Linked DNA regions of Homo sapiens: region 2 is linked to region 1. Evidence: read pairs that join two places in POLR2A ChIA-PET (ENCODE). Cell type or tissue: PC-3. All regions are shown on one strand. Links, peaks and the distances in the headings refer to the core of each region. The heading gives the core; the rest is flanking DNA. Region 1 has its middle 8.2 kb from the start of THADA. Region 2 overlaps THADA (THADA armadillo repeat containing).

What was found. ChIA-PET counts read pairs that join two places held together with the same protein. Peaks named below come from ENCODE experiments on the same cell type or tissue, not always from the same donor. Only the 100,000 strongest peaks of a DNase experiment are listed, where the experiment ranks them.
Region 2: POLR2A ChIA-PET joins it to region 1 with 16 read pairs; 3 of 35 experiments call an interaction of 5 or more read pairs at or near these places.

Annotation. Positions count from the first base shown.
Region 1 is chr2:43,600,092-43,608,431 of GRCh38, reverse strand. No RefSeq gene overlaps it. Among named protein-coding and RNA genes, the nearest start is that of THADA, 8.2 kb to the right of the region's middle. In PC-3, for the core only: a CTCF peak has its summit at 3,144; a DNase peak (open chromatin) is centred at 3,151; H3K27ac peaks cover 94 bases.
Region 2 is chr2:43,310,101-43,318,440 of GRCh38, reverse strand. The region is part of intron 31 of THADA (THADA armadillo repeat containing); the gene reads left to right. Among named protein-coding and RNA genes, the nearest start is that of LINC01126, 87 kb to the right of the region's middle. In PC-3, for the core only: no CTCF peak of the experiment used is centred there; DNase peaks (open chromatin) are centred at 620, 4,930 and 6,930; H3K27ac peaks cover 982 bases.

The DNA.
Region 1 (8,340 bases), core at 131-8,130:
TAGTGTTCTTATTTGTTTGTTTTTGTTTTTGTTTTTTTAAGATGGAGTCTCACTCTGTCACCCAGGCTGGAGTGCAGTGGTGTGATCTTGGCTCACTGCAACCTCCGCCTCCTGGGTTCAAGCGATTCTCCTGCCTCAGCCTCCCGAGTAGCTGGGATTAGAAGCATGTGCCACCACGCCCGGCAAATTTTTTTGTATTTTTTAGTACAGACGGGGTCTCACCATATTGGTCAGGCTGGTCTTGAACTCCTAACCTCATGATGCGCCCACCTCAGCCTCCCAAAGGGCTGGGATTACAGATGTGAGCCACCGCACCCAGCCAGAAAAAAAAAAAAAAAAGAGTTTTATATACTCAAAGTAATTACAAGAAAATTAAAAGAAGTGTGAAAGGTCACACTAATTTGAACATGCAAATTTGGGGGTAGCAAATACTTTTATGCTTCTGCAAGTTAGGGCTTTCTAAGCAAATTTTACTGGGGACCTGGACAGTAATTTATGGATCAGATAGTGAGAGAAACCTGAAACACGCACAAGAGAGATTTACTAGACATAGACATGAGACCTTCATAACACACACATCTCCACTGGAGATTTATCTTCTGGAGAGAGATTTACCTCCTGGTAAACCTGGAGGTATGCGTTTACTTTTCAAGAGGCACGAGTGATATGGTTTGGATGTTTTGTCCCTTCCAAATCTCATGTTAAAACATAATCCCAAAGTTGGAGGTGGGGCCTGGTGGAGGTATTTGGATTATGGGGGCAGATTCATCATGAATGGCTTATTGCCCTCTGCATGGTAATGCATGAGTTCTTGCTCAGTTAGTTTATGCAAAAGCCTGACACCTCCCACCTCGCTCTCTCTTGCTCCCTGTCTTGCTATGTGACACGCTGGCTTCCCCTTCACCTCCTGCCATGATTGTGTTTCCCAAGGCCTCGCCAGAAGCAGATGCCAGGGCCATGCTGCTTATACAGCCTGCAGAACCGTGAGCCCAGATAAACCTCTCTTCTTTATAAATTGCCCAGCCCTGGGTACTCCTTTATAGCAATGAAAAGGGACTAACACCGGGGGATGAGACCTGGATTGTGGAGACATCCCAGGGTGGTAAAGTGGTGACACTGGACTTACCTTTCCCCAGAAGTTTATTCATATTCCAAAGGGTTAAAGTAAAAACCCAGGAATCTTCCCATCGTGTTTCCAGAGAAACTCTTGGAAGAAGGAAGAAGTACAGCTGCCTCTCCCTTCTACATCAACACCTAGATTAAATTGGGGGAGTGGGGGTTCCTCACTTATAATACATATTACTTACATGTAGAGTTTGTTCAGCCACCTCTCGTTGTATCATTAAGGGATAAGAATTTGGGTACAGGGGATCCATGGGATTGTTTTTGGCTGTAAGTAAATAACAGTAATCCGCTCTGCTCCAGAAACCTTACGTGTGGATACAGGATAATATTAGTTAATATGGATATTAAAAACTTAACTCAATGCCGAGTGTGGTGGCTCACATCTATAATCCTTGCACTTTGGGAGGCCGAGGCCGGCAGATCGCCTGAGCTCAGGAGTTCAAGACCAGCCTGGGCAAAATGGTGAAACCCCATCTCTACACATTAAAAAAAAAAAATCTGGGTATGGTGGCACCTGCCTGTAGTACTAGCTACTCAGGAGGCTGAGGTGAGAGGATCACTTGAGCCCAGTGAGGTCGAGGTTGCAGTGAGTCGTGATCACAACCACTGCTCTCCAGCCTGAGTGACAGAGTGAGACCCTGTCTCAACAACAACAACAAACCCCAACACAATATTTACCTTTTTCAAAAGATTGGAACTATGTTTTATACAGTGTCTTCTCCCTTTGCAGAACCCTGGTAGAGTGGAATCCTACTGTCAAAAATGGACATCAAACTTTTCCATCTCTTCCTGTCCCAGGGATTCCTTCTTCAGATGTCCCCCAAAAACCATAGTAGTGAGCTACTAGTCCCGTCTCCTATGGATAGGGCTAAGAATTGGGATTGCCATATGGACAGATGTTTTTGAATGGGGGAATAATGAGGGGATACAAGAATGCTTTGTGCAACAAGAATGAGAAAAAAACTTTCTTTTCAAAAGCATTTTAATCAAAGATGGTGCTATGCATTTTAAATTTTTATATACTTAGAGGAAAAACTTTAGACAAATTAACTTTAACAGAGTTTGAGTAATGAACGGTTCTCAAATTGGGCAGCCCCCAGAATCGTAATAGGTTCAGGGTGACCCCTGGGCTTTGGCATGGTTGGATAACATTTATGGACAGAAAAAGGAAAGTGACCTGTAGAAGTGATGCACAGAAACAACTGGATTGGTTACAGCTGGGCATTTGCTTTATTTGAACCTGGTTTGAACAGCTGGCTGCTTGTGACTGGCTGAGCCTCTGCTACTTAAGAGATCAGGTTACAGTCTGTTTAACATCAAGTTAGGTTACAACCAACTAAGTATGGAGAAAACAGTAGGCCAAACTTAAAATATGTACGGAGGCTAAACTCAATTTAAGAATACGGCTTTCTATCTGTGCCCAACGCAACCATGGGCTTTCTTTAAGATGACAGTATTATAATCCAAATGGTAAAAAATGGCAGCTTTGTGGTAATTTGGGCATGTTCCAATTAGCAACTCTACAACCTATAAAAACAGGCCTTAAAGGTTTATTAAGCCCATGTTAGAACACTAAAGAAAATTTAAGAAAAAAACTCACTCACAATCTTACTCGCCTGACAAACTGCTTCTCCAAACCCATTCTCTTCCAAACCCTGTTCATAGTACCCATTATTTTACAAAGTTGAAAACACAATGTGTATATAATTTTCTGTTCTAATATTTTTAGATCATATTATTTTACAACTATTTTTACTTATTATTACATTTTCTTTTAAAGTTTAAATATTTGTTTATTTGATATAAAAAGTACAAACAACAATGTGGATAAATTTAAAAACAGTATTGAGCAATGTTATGAACAAAGTAATTTTCCATTGGATAGTTGTATTTCATAATAAATTTAGTATATTATTTCAACTGAGCTGGCAAGTTATACTATAGTTTGTGAATACTCATCTCAGCTCTCCTCCTTATTTTAAACGGTGGAAATACTTCTGTAGTTTGCTGCCACACAGTGGTAAAGTAAGCACCATTGCACGCTGCCACTGCAGAGGACTTGCTGGCCTGGTTATCCTAACTCAACAATTTGCAGAGCTACTCATGCTGGCCACTGTGCTGGGCACTAGGAATCTAAAGATGGTGTCCAACATGGAAAAGTTTATAAATCAGTAGGAAGACTGACAAGCATAAGAATAATTACTATCAACTAACAAACTGATAATGCTGTCACTGAGACAGAAATCTAAGTATGATGGAGAATAGGAATTTCTTGTCAGGTTTCACTGAGGAGGTAAAATGTGAGATGAAGCCTAGCAGAGAGCACAGTCGATGAAAGGACAATGCTTTCAGGGAATATTGAGGTCACTCAAGTGGGAACTTGGTGTGTGTGGAAGGAAGAGGGTGGTGTCACACAGACAACAGTCACTACATATTCTTACGTGGGAAGGAATTGTGGTTTTGTTTTTTGTTTTTTGGGGTTTTCTTTTTTTTTTTTTTGAGATGGAATCTAGTTCTGTCGCCCAGGTTGGAGTGCAGTGGCACGATCTCAGCTCACTGCAACCTCTGCCTCCTAGGTTCAAGTGATTCCCCTGCTTCAGCCTCCCAAGTAGCTGGGGTTACAGGCTCCTGCCACCACGCCAGGCTAATTTTTGTATTTTTAGTAGAGATTGGGTTTCACCATGTTGGCCAGGCTGGTCTCTAACTCCTGACCTCAAGTAATCTGCCCGCCTCAGCCTCCCAAAGTGTTGGGATTACAAGTGTGAGCCATAGCGCCCAGCCCCTCAGGAAGGGATTGCTTAGGAAGAGAAAGTTTGAAGAATATCTAAAAGGTTTCTTAAAATCAACCTAGTTTTATGTTTATGTTCTATGCTGACTTACATGAAAATGTATGTCATTAAAGGTAAATAACTTTGTAAGAAGACATGAAAATTATTGTTTCCTTAAGATACTCTATGGAAATTATATTCAAATAAATCATAAATAAGTCTTTCCTTAGTTATGATCCCTTAGTGCATTTTAGGCAGCAAGGGAAATCTGCAAAGGTGTTATCATTACTATATGAAATGGTTTGGATCTGTGTCACCACCAAATCTTATGTTGAAATGTAATCCCCTGTGTTGGAGGTGGGGCCTGGTAGGAGGTGTTTGGATCATGGGGGCATATCCCTCATGAATGGCTTCGCCTATCCCTTCGGTGATAAGTGAGTCAGTTCTCGTAAGATCTGGTTTTGTAAAAGTGGCACCTACCTCCCACTCCACTCTCTCTTGCTCCTGCTTTTACCATGTGATGTGGCCGTTCCCTCTGTCTTCCGTCATGATTGTAAGCTTCCTGAGGTCTCCCTAGAAGCAGATGCTGGTGCAATGCTTTCTGGATGGCCTACAGAACTATGAGCCCATTAAACATTTTTTTTTTCCTAAATTGCCCAGCCTTTTTTTTTTTTTTTTTTTTTTCTAAATTGCCCATCCTCAGGTATTTCTTTTTTTCTTTCTTGGTTTTTTTTTTTTTGTTTTTTTGTTTTTTTAAGATGGAGTCTTGCTCTTGTCACCCAGTCTGGAGTCCAATGGCCCAATGTCGGCTCACTGCAACCTCTGCCTCCTGGTTCAAGTGATTCTCCTGCCTCAGCCTCCTGAGTAGCTGGGACTACAGGTGCGTGCCACCATGCCCAGCTAATTTTTGTATTTTTAGTAGAGACAGGGTTTCACCATGTTGTCCAGGCTGGTCTTGAACTCCTGACCTCAGGTGATCCACCTGCCTCAGCCTCCCAAAGTGCTGGGACTACTGGCATGAGCCACTGCACCCAGTCTCTGGTATTTCTTTATAGCAATGCAAGGATGGCCTAATACACTATGGTTGGCAGCCTCTAAATCGGCCCTCCAATGATACCGGCTTCCTGGTATGCACACCTTTGTGTAGAGCCTCCCTCACTGAATAGAGCTGACCTTTGTAACCAATAGGATACTGTCAAAATGATGCTGTGTTGCTTTGTGGCTCAGCCATTAAAGTCACTGAATCTTCCACCTTGTACTCTCTTGCTTATTTTTGGGAAGGCCAGCTGCCATGTTGTAAGATGGCCCAAGCAGCTGGGAAGAGGTCCATGTAGAGAGGAGCTGGAGGCTTGTGTCAGCAACCAGCACCAAGAAGTCAGTCAATCATCTTGGGAGCTGATTCTCCAGCCTCAGCCAAGCTGTCAGGTGACTGTAGCCCCAGCCAACATCTTCACTGAAACCTCATGAGAGACTCCTAGCCAGACACATTCAGCCAAATTGAATTTCTAACCCACAGAAACTAAGAGATAATACATGTTTATTGTTTTAAGACAGATAAATAGATATATAAGTAATAGTACAGTACTTTGCTTTCTTTCACTGACTTGGGGCCAAACATATTAAATAACACAATATTTATATTCATAGGTCTAGTATACAGTTTTGGGCTTCATTTTAGATATAAAACTATTCAGGCCGGGCGCGGTGGCTCACGCCTGTAATCCCAGCATTTTGGGAGGCTGAGGTGGGTGGATCACCTGAGGTCGGGAGTTCGAGACCAGCCTGAACAACATGGAGAAACCCCCCTCTCTACTAAAAATACAAAATTAGCCGGGCATGGTGGCGCATGCCAGTAATCCCAGCTACTTGGGAGGCTGAGGCAGGAGAATCGCTTGAACCCGGGAGGTGGAGGTTGCGGTGAGCCGAGATCGTGCCACTGCACTCCAGCCTGGGCAACAAGAGCGAAACTCCATCTAAAACAAACAAATAAACAAACAAAAACCTCAAACTATTTAATATGGGGGATTGCTGAATTATACATGGCACCATGCATTGTTCGCAGAGTACCATACGTGATAATTTTGGGAGATGTAAAAATGACTATGAAACTGGGAGACACTATCATGTTTTTCTGTACAGAAAAGATTACTTGCAAGAGAACCTTACTTTTGACTGGTCAGTCACACTGCTTCTGAAGTTTTGGCTGTTATTGACCTTCATGAACAGGTAGTAATTATGTAGGCAATTAAAGCCTTTCTTTTGTGGCCTTAAAAGGTCAAATTTTACTTATTCAAATGTCCATTCAAATGTAAAAGAATCTTAATAATTACATATAAAATCATGTCATTAAATAATAATAATTTTTTTGTAGAGACGGTCTCTCTCTGTTGCCCAGACTGGAGTGCAGTGGCTGTTCACAGTTGTGATCATAGCATGCTGCAGCCTCGAACTCCTGGGCTCAAACAATCCTCTTGCCTCAGCCTCCCAAGTAGCTGGGATTACAGTCAGAAGTCACTGCGCCCAACTCTAAATAATTATTTTTAAAATTCCCTTTTCTAATTGAGTGGAAAATATTATTTTTACAGGTACATATTTGCAATGCTAAACTACATTAAAGAAAATGTCGACACAAGGATTACTTTTTATGATTTTTATCTAGTCCACTGTTACTATGTCAAGTATTTTCTTTTTCAAGATGGAATCTCCCTTTGTCACCCAGGCTGGAGTGCAGTGGTGTGATCTGGCTCACTGCAACCTCCACCTGCCGGGGTTCAAGCGATTCTCCTGCCTCAGCATCCTGAATAGTTGGGATGACAGGCGCCCGCCACCATGCCCGGCTAATTTTTGTATTTTTAGTAGAGATGGGGTTTCACCATATTGGCCAGACTGGCCTCAATCTCCTGACCTCAAGTGACCCACCTGCCTTGGCCTCCCAAAATGTTGGGATTACAGGCATGAGCCACCGCACCAGGCCTTGTCAAGTGTTTTCATTTACACTTTTATATACTAAGGATCCTTTAAAAATTTCCTTGGAACACATGTTCACAAATAAAATACATAGTTACTTTATAAAAGTTTGTAGTTCAAATTCATGCTATTGTGTCCTGAAAAACCTCAAGCAGTGTATTTAAAGTGGTCTCAAGTTGGTAGTGCCACCAGATGCCTAGCAAAAAAGAGGATATCTTCTTCAAAGATGTCACTATTTCAACCTTTAAAACAAAACCTTTGTTGCCTGGAAATAATTGGGGTTTGTACGTTTGGAAAGTAACAGATGATTCTCTACGAGAACGTAGGGGTTTTTTGTTGTTGTTGTTGTTGTTGTTGTTTTTGAGAATTTTATTTATTGATTTATTGATTCACTTTATTTTTTATTTTTTTCCCATAAGTTATTGGGGCACAGGTGGTATTTGCTTGCATGAGTAAGTTCTTTAGTGTTAGTTTGTAAGATTTTGGTGCACCCATCACCCAAGCAGTATACACTACACCATATTTGTCGTCTTTTATCCCTCGCTCCCCTCCCACTCTTCCCAAGTCTCCAAAGTCCATTGTATCATTCTTATGCCTTTGTGTCCTCATAGCTTAGCTCCTAATGATCAGTGAGAACATATGATGTTTGATTTTCAATTTCTGAGTTACTTCACTTAGAATAATAGTCTCCAATCTCATCCAGGTCACTGCAAATGCTGTTAATTCATTCCTTTTTATGGCCAAGCAGTATTCCATTGTATACATATACCACAGTTTCTTTACCCACTCGTTGATTGATGGGCATTTGGGTTGGTTCCAAGATTTTGCAACTGTGAATTGTGCTGCTATAAACATGCATGTGCAAGTATATTTTTTGTATAATAACATTTCCTCTGGGTAGATACCCAGTAGGGGGATTGCTGGATCAAATGGTAGTTCTACTTTCAGTTCTTTAAGGAATCTCTACACTGTTTTCCATAGTGGCTGTACTAGTTTACATTCCCACTAGCAGTGTAGAAGTGTTCCCTGATCACCACATTCATGCCAACATCTACTGTTTTTTGATTTTTTTGATTATGGCCATTCTTGCAGGAGTAAGGTGGTATTGCATCGTGATTTTGATTTGCATTTTCCTGATCATTAGTGATGTTGAGCATTTTTCATATGTTTGTTGGCCATTTGTGTATCTTCTTCTTCTTCTTCTTCTTCTTTTTTTAGATGGAGTTTCGCTCTTGTTGCCCAGGCTGGAGTGTAATGGTGAGATCTCGGCTCACCGCAACCTCCACCTCCCGGGTTCAAGTGATTCTCCTGCTTCAGCCTCCCAAGTAGCTGGGATTACAGGCATGCACCACCATGCCTGGCTAATTTTGTATTTTTTAGTAGAGACAGGGTTTCTCCATATTGGTCAGGCTGGTCTCAAACTCCTGACCTCAGGTGATCTGCCCGCCTTGGCCTCCCAAAGTGCTGAGATTACAGGTGT
Region 2 (8,340 bases), core at 47-8,046, 290 kb after region 1:
ATGTGTTGGAATGATGTTTTTGACATACTGGATTAAATTTAAAATGTATTATCAAAATTAATTTTACCCGTTTCTTTTACTTTTTAAAATGTGGCAACTAAGGTCAGATGTGGTGGCTCAAGCCCATAATTCAGCACTTTAGGAGGTTGAGGCAGGAGGATTGCTTGAGGCCAGAAGTTTGAGACCAGCCTGGCAGCATAGTGAGGCCTCATCTCTAAAAAAAAAAAAATTTAATTAGCCACATGTGGTAGCACACATCTGTAGGCCTAGGTACTTGGGAGGCTGAGACAGGAGGATTACTTCAACCCAGGAGTTCGAGGCTGCAGTGAGCTATGATCATGCCATTGCTTTCCAGCCTGGGCGACAGAGCGATACCCTGTCTCAAAAAAAATAAAATAAAATAAAATAAAATATGGCAACTAGAATGGGAAAAATAACAAAGTAAAACTGTCATTGAAATATATGTGTTTAACTTTGTCAAATGGAGAGATAGGAAGAATTGTAAATGACATCATAACCCAAAAGGTACATTACAGTAACATTATTAATGATGAAGAATGTGGCTGTTTACATTTTAAATTACATATATATGACTCATTTTTATCAGACAGCACAAATTTTATTCAGTCCTCAGGGAATTGCCCTCATAAAATCGCTAGATGTGTTTGTATTTATGTATATGTATGAATGTTCATGTTCATATAATACATCCACACAAACAGTAGGAGCATATTTTCTTTCTTTGAGGATGGAATAGATTTTTAGAAATAACCAAATACCAAATAAAATGGCAATTAAGATGGAAAGCACTGTTTGGGATAAAAATAAACTGTGCTTAATGTAGTGAAGTCTATTCTTGTGTGTTTTATAAATTGTTCCCCAAAACAGGTTGAGCAATAGATAAATATATCACCAAATAAGGTGATCACTTACTTGGATGTGTAGATTTCAATATGCTTTCAAAATAATGTGATGATATTATAGTTTTAGCATATAAGCTCCTTGAAAGAATGGACCATGTCTTAGATTCTTTGTCGTCTAAGCACATAGTAGGCCCTCATTAAATGGATTTATTAACTGTTTGATGAAATGCAGTTCTCCTCAGTTTTTAGAATAGTAACAGCTGTTATCAAAATACAGATTTTATTTAAACTCATGTATCAAATAGATGTGAATTCATTTTCTGAATTCAAGCAAGGTGTTTATGTGTGTATGTAAATATATATCTGCCTCCATTATTAGCTCACAAAGTCCAGAGTAGGAAGTATACCACATAGACTGAAGCCAAACCTCTGGGTTTGAATCCTAGATCTGCCATTTACTAACTTTGTGACCTTAGGCAAGTTATTTAGCTGCTTTGAGACACGTTGTTTCCATTGTAAAAGGGGACAGTAAGATCTATATCTTAGAGTGGTTGTCAGCTTATACATGTGAAGCTGTCTGTGAAGAATGTGCTTTGCATGGCACAGAATAAATGCTCAATAATATTAACTATTATTAATATTTTTTTGTTGACATGGAGTTTCACTCTTGTTGCACAAGCTGGAGTACAATGGCACAATCTCGGCTTACCAAAACTTCCGTGTCCCGGGTTCAAGCAACTCTTCTGCCTCAGCCTCCCGAGTAGCTGGGATTACAGGCATGTGCCACCACGCCTGGCTAATTTTGTATTCTTAGTGGAGACGGGGTTTCTCCTTGTTCGTCAGGCTGGTCTCGAACTCCCAACCTCAGGTGATCCACCCGCCTCGGCCTCCCTAAGTGCTGGGATTACAGATGTGAGCCACCGTGCCCAGCCTATTATCATTATTATTCGCTGGAAGCTATGCATCTAATCCAGTCTCCTCCAGCCGTGCAGCATTGTGTTCACCTCCTCGCCTTCACTGTTCTCATATTTTTAAACATCTTCAGGAAAGAAGAAATGCCTGCTTTCCTAGGAAAACACTGCAGTATAACATACCTGGCTTAGAATGTCAGGAGTCCACTTGATTAGGGTTGCCCCTGTCCCTCTGACTGATCCAGAAAAAGATCATTTTTTTTCTTGTTTATTTATTTTTTCATTCATCAGACCTGCTAGCCTCAGAGATATATTGAGCACTTGTATCTGGAGATAGAGATGAATATGCCTTGGTCTTATAAGTAGGTGCAATGAAGGATTTTTCAGATGCTGTATTAAAGGAAGTATGTATGGGACACATTTGAGGCACTAAAGAAAGATCATTTCTACTTGAGAGGACAGGAAAGACTTCCTTGAAGAGGAAGTGGTTGAACAGAGTTTTGACAGTGGGTAGGGATTCACCAGGATGGGCAAGGTGGAGGTAGGTATTACAGACAGAGGTAGAAGCATGGCCAAAGCTGTAAGGGCACAAATCAAGCACAGCCTTCAGAGCACTAGGGACATGGCAACTGGGGTGTTGGGTTCAAGGCCAGGCAGGTGTGACTGGTGAGGCTGAGGAGGCAGAAACTCAGTCATGGAAGGCCTCATTCACAGGCCAAAGTCCAAGGAGCCTCAATTTGACCCTGTAGACAAAGGAGTTCATTGGACGATCTAAGACAGAGAGTAGGACTGTGTGGTTTTTAAGACAATGTGACATTTCTTTCTCTGCCCTCATCCTTACAGGATTTTTAGGACCCTTATGGAACCAAGTTCCTAGTGTCACTCCAAAATAATGTAACTGGCTGGATGCAGTGGCTCACGCCTATAATCCCAGCACTTTGGGAGGACAAAGCAGGAGGATTGCCTGAGGCCAGGAGTTCGAGATAAGCCTGGGCAACATAGCAAGACTCCATCTCTACAGAATTTTTTTTTTAATTAGCTGGACATGGTGTTATGTGCCTGTAGAGTCCCAGATACTCAGGATGCTGAGGCAGGAGGATCCCTTCAACCCAGGAGTTCAAGGCTGCAGTGATCTGTGATCACACCATTGCAGTCCAACCTGGGTGACAGAGCAAGATCCTGTCTCTAAAAAAAAGAAAAAAAAGAAAAAAAAAGAATGTAACTGGAGATGCATTCACTTTGCTTTTGCCCAGCCATTTTGATAATCAATATTAGGGGTTTGGGAGGTAGGGAGTGGGGAATGGAGGAACAGACTAGAATGAAAGCCAGCGCTATGGTAAAAGGAATTATTTTAGAATGGTGGGATTACAGGGGAGATTCCTTCTCTTATTTTCTATTTTACTAATTTTATGAAACATAATTCTGTTTCATTATGTGTATATACATATGTTTAAATTAAATGTATTTAAATATGAATCTTGAAAGGGATTGATTATTCCAAAGGAAATGAAGTAATAACAATTTCAGGGAAACTTTTTTGGATGGAGGAGCATCTGCTCATCCCCTCTCCAGTCCTATTCTGTAAATGGCCTTGGAAGGCTGTTCCTACCTCTGACATGTCTTAGAACCACGTTGAAGGGCTAGGGGCATAAACAAGGAGAAAAACAGTGAAGGAGAAAGGCAGAGAAGATTATTAGAAAAGCTTAAGATAATGATGTGTTTTATGTAATTCAAACTTTTATCATAGTGCTTCCCAATCATTTGAGGTTTCCTCAGCCATTAACTAGGTTTTAAAATTTTCAAATCTGGGGGTTTTGTTTTGAGTTTTAAACCCACAAGGACTCTCTGTCCCCTGTGTTCTTTTTCCTCTTCTGAATCCAGCTGTCATCGTTAGTATATATCAGTTTCCTGCTGGAATGGAAAGAAAATTATAGTGTCCAGTTGTAGTTGAGGGAACAAGAAAGAAAAAGCCGAACTGCCACAAGGACTCAGAGGGCTGGGTCTCAGGCTGGGCAGCGACATGGAGACGAGAGCTTTAATTCTTATATTAAACCCATCTTAAATTATTTGCTCTCAGGTTGGAAATTTTCCATTGAAATTTCTGTTTACAGAAATACTATCTAAGACTTGACTAAATATTTACCCCTTTGACAGATGGACTTTCTGTTTCTCTTATGCCCACACCCCTTAAAATTGTGTCTGTCACAGCTACTGAATTGAACATTTTCTTTTACCAAGTATTTAAACAAATACCTACCTGCACTTTCAGACTTTCATTTTAAGCTCTCTTGTTGGGTTTTATGAGCGGGTTTTTCCTTTCCTAGTCTCCATTTTATAAATTTTATGCAACTTGGTTCTTTTATAATTATGTGTATGTGTAATATATTGAAATATGACTCATGAAGAGGATTGATTAATCCTAAAGAAATGACATAGCAATCATAGATAGGAATATTTTAGGCTGATAAGGATTTGTCCATCCATACCCTTCATATAAATGATCTCAGAAGGCTGTTTTCCTACCCCTGAAATATGGATAGGATGCCCATTATACCCTCATTTTTAGGAAACATTGTTTTCAATCTCATCCTCCTTGTTTGTAGGGGGCTATAATAATAGTGGCCAACATTTATTGAGCATCTATCTCTATGCCAAGCACTGCCAAGCATTTTATGTGCATTAATGAAGAAAGTACTAATGTTCCTTCATGAGACCACAGAAACTGAGGCATAGCGAGAAGTGCCTAACATCCCATGTGTGCTAAGGTGGCAGATCCTGAGCTCTCCAGCTGCCCTCACTGTGGCCTCACGGCACAACCAGGGCCAGAGTCAGGAAACATCAGTCACTCGCTTAGGGAAGGGAGTCCGAGAACCCTCTTCGTGGACTCAACTTCCCAGGCTTCTGTCCCTGCTGCAGAATGCCCAGGCCACAGAGAAGGGACCCCCTTTTCAGGAGCTTCCACGTCACAGGCTTTTATGGGGCCTTTCTTGCTTGTGTTTCTGTTTCCCATCCTGAGGGTGTGTGGAATAATACGAGAGCCTACCCAGGACTGGAGCGTGTTATTAGAAAGAGCACGCTTGACTGCTCCCGGGCAGCCACCTGCCCTTTTTCCCTTGGAAAGTGGACCTATGGCCACTGCACAAAACACTTCCTAATACCAGGCTGCTGGTGACTACATTTTGTGGTTTCTTTGTTAGTTGATATTTATAGTTCAGATCTCATCACTCTGCCAAGTGCAATAAACATTTTGTTTTAACTGGAATATAACTTTTATTATTGTTATTATTTTTCTTTTAAATGTCTTAAAAGTGACCAGCTTGTGCAAGTGGAGTCAGAAACCCTAAATAGTCTAAATGCCAAGTCAGTGCGCTCTGTAGATCAGTGTACGATTAGAAGACAGGCTCTCATTTATTACTGCTTGTATTTATATAATGGAAGTTAGGTAACATAAGCCCCTCTGCAGGCCAGCTTAGATGTTGATGATGCTTAAATGGTAAAATCTGTGAGAAATGTTCAACAATGCCCTGTATTTGTACTGCCTAAAACATGAATAATACATATGTGACATGAATAAATAGGTCAGTGATTTTTATGACATATTAATTTCCTTTACCTAAGTTCCTGGGAAATATAGCTGAACAGTTACAGAGAATGAAAACAAACACTGGCATCTTACAAACACCTGCTTTGATTATTTAGTCTAATTAGGTTAAATTTAACTATTTCCATTTTAACAAATTGAAAACAATTCTTATCTGTTCCTCGGTCATGCACTTTATCAGTGTTGGATGCAGATGTGTTTAATATGACACAGTTGGTGCTGTTTTCTCAGCTCTGGGTGGGAAATAAAAAGGAATTGAGAACATATTTTTAGAGTCTTCTGGGGACTTTGTATTTCTGGGCCTATAGCTATGAAATTTTAAGGAGGAGGAAAAAAAAAAAAAAAAAACAGGCTTTGTTGTCAATAAATTAGTTGGTTTTCCCCAAAACACTGGAACTGTCATCTGAACTGCTGCTTGTGCCAAAATTATCTTTCCCAGGGAACAGTGAGCTTCTAAAATAACAGATGTTTCCTAGCTGTCTTTCAGAAGTCAGAATAATATAGGGTATGTTATTAGATTGCTAGGTTAACGTGGTGTTTACTCTGTTAATTCCAAACCTTGCGCTGAGTACAGAGGCCCACAATTCTTTAGAAATTTAGTTTAGAGATCATAGCAATTTAAGTGACTTACCCAAGGTTACACAGCTGGTTAGTGAAAAGGGTGAGCTTTCCTGACTCCTTATTCACCGTCCATTTCTGTGACCAAAGTTAAAGGCCTCATATAATGTGAGAGTTGTGTCTGTGGCAGAACCGTGTCATGAAACCTTCTACCCACATTTTCATCCCAGGAGTGAAATACCGTTCTAGTCAACAACTAGGGTCTCAGAACATCTGTGATTTCTTTTTTTTTTTTTTTTGCAGCTTTGTCACCCAGGCTGGAGTGCAGTGGCACAGTCATGGCTCGCTGCAGCCTCAACCTCATGGGCCCAAGTGATCCTCCTGCCTCAGCCTCCTGAGTAGCTGGGACCACAGGCGCATGCCACTATGCCAACCTAGTGGTTTTTCTGTTTTTGTTTTTAATTTTTTATTTTGTAGAGAGAGGTCTCCCTTTGTTGCCTAGGCTGGTCTCAAACTTCTGGGCTTAAGCAGCCCTCCTGCCTCGGCCTCCCAAAGTGCTGGGATTACAGGCATGAGCCACCATGACCGGCCACATCTGTGGTTTCAGTGTTCTCTGTTCCTGCCTTTCCCAGCTCCAGCTGCACATCACAGATAATCTGAAAGTAGTTGCCCATGTCAGTTAAATTTTTATGCAAGTAGTTTTTGAAAGTCTATTTAAGATATTTCATGTAAATGGAATCATACCTTTGTGGCCTTTCATGTGTGGATTCTTTCACTTAACATGTTTTGAAGGTTCATCCATGTTGGTCATTTTGTTCTTTTTATGGCTGAATAATATTCCAGTATATAGATATCACATTTTGTTTATCCATTCATCAGTTTGATGGACATTTGGGTTGTTTTCACTTTTGGGTTGTTATGAATAATGCTGCTATGAGCATTCATGGGCAAGTTTTTGCTGGGACCTGTGTTTTCAATTCTCTTGGGTATTTACCTAGAAGTGGAATGTCTGGGCCATATGCCAACTCTAAGTTTAACTTTTTGAAGAATTGCTAAATTGTTTCCAAAGAGTCTGCAACCATCTTACATTTTTACCACCAGTGTATGAAGTTTCCAGTTTCTCAATATCCTTACCAACTCTTACTGTCCATCTGTTTTATTAATAGCCATCCTAGTGCTGGGATCTAATTGTGCTTTTGATTTGCATTTCCCTAATGACTAATGAGTTTGAGCATCTTTTCTAGTGCTAGTTGGTCATTTATATATCTTCAAAGAACGGTCTCTTCAGATCCTTTGCGCATTTTTAAGTGAGTTGTCTCTTTTTTTTTTTTGAGACGGAGTTTCGCTCTTGTTGCCCAAGCTGGAGTGCAATGGCACGATCTCGGTTCACTGCAACCTCCGCCTCCCGGTTTCAAGCGATTCTCCTGCCTCAGCCTCCCAAGTAGCTGGGATTACAGGCATGTGCCACCACACCTGGCTAATTTTGTATTTTTAGTAGAGACAGGAGTTCACCATGTTAACCAGGCTGGTGTCGAACTCGCTACCTCAGGTGATCTGCCTGCCTCAGCCTCCCAAAGTGCTGGGATTACAGGCGTGAGCCACCGCGCCCAGCCGAGTTATTTCTCTTTTTATTCTCAAGTTGTAAGGGTTCTTTTTATGTCCAAGATATTAATCCCTTATAAGACACACAGTTTGCAAATATTTTCTCCCTTTCTGTGGATTTTTACTGTCTTCATAATATCCTTTGATGGACAAAAGTTTTTAGTTTTGAAGTCCATTGTATCTGTTTTTTATTGCTTGTGCATTTGATTTCATGTCTAAAATAATTGCCTAATCCAAAGTCACAAAGATTTGCACCCATGTTTTCCTCTGGAAGTTTTACAGTTTTAGTTCATAAGTTTATGATCCATGTTGAGTTAATTTTTATATCTGATAGGAGGTACAGATTCAGCCTCATTCCTTTGGCATATGTGACTATCCATTTGTCCTAGCACTGTATTTCAAAAAGACTATCCTTTCCCCATTGAATTGTCATGGCACCCTTGTCAAAAAGTCAGTTGACCATAAATTAGGGGTTTGTTTCTCGATTCTTAATTGTATTCCATTGATCTATGTATCTATCCTTATGCCAGGAGCACACTGTCTTGATTATCATTACTTCATAGTAACTTGAAATCAGGATGTGTGAGTCCTCTTTCTTCATTTTTCAACATTGCTTTGCCTATTCTGGGTTCCTTGCATTTTCACATGAATTTTAGGATCAGCTTGTTTGGGGGGGGGGCGGGAAAGGGAGGGAGGGAGGGAGGGAGGAAAGAAAAAGCCAGCTGGAATCTTGATAGGGATTGCATTAAATCTGTAGATCAATTTGAAGAGTACTGCCATCATAACAATATGATGTCTTTAAATC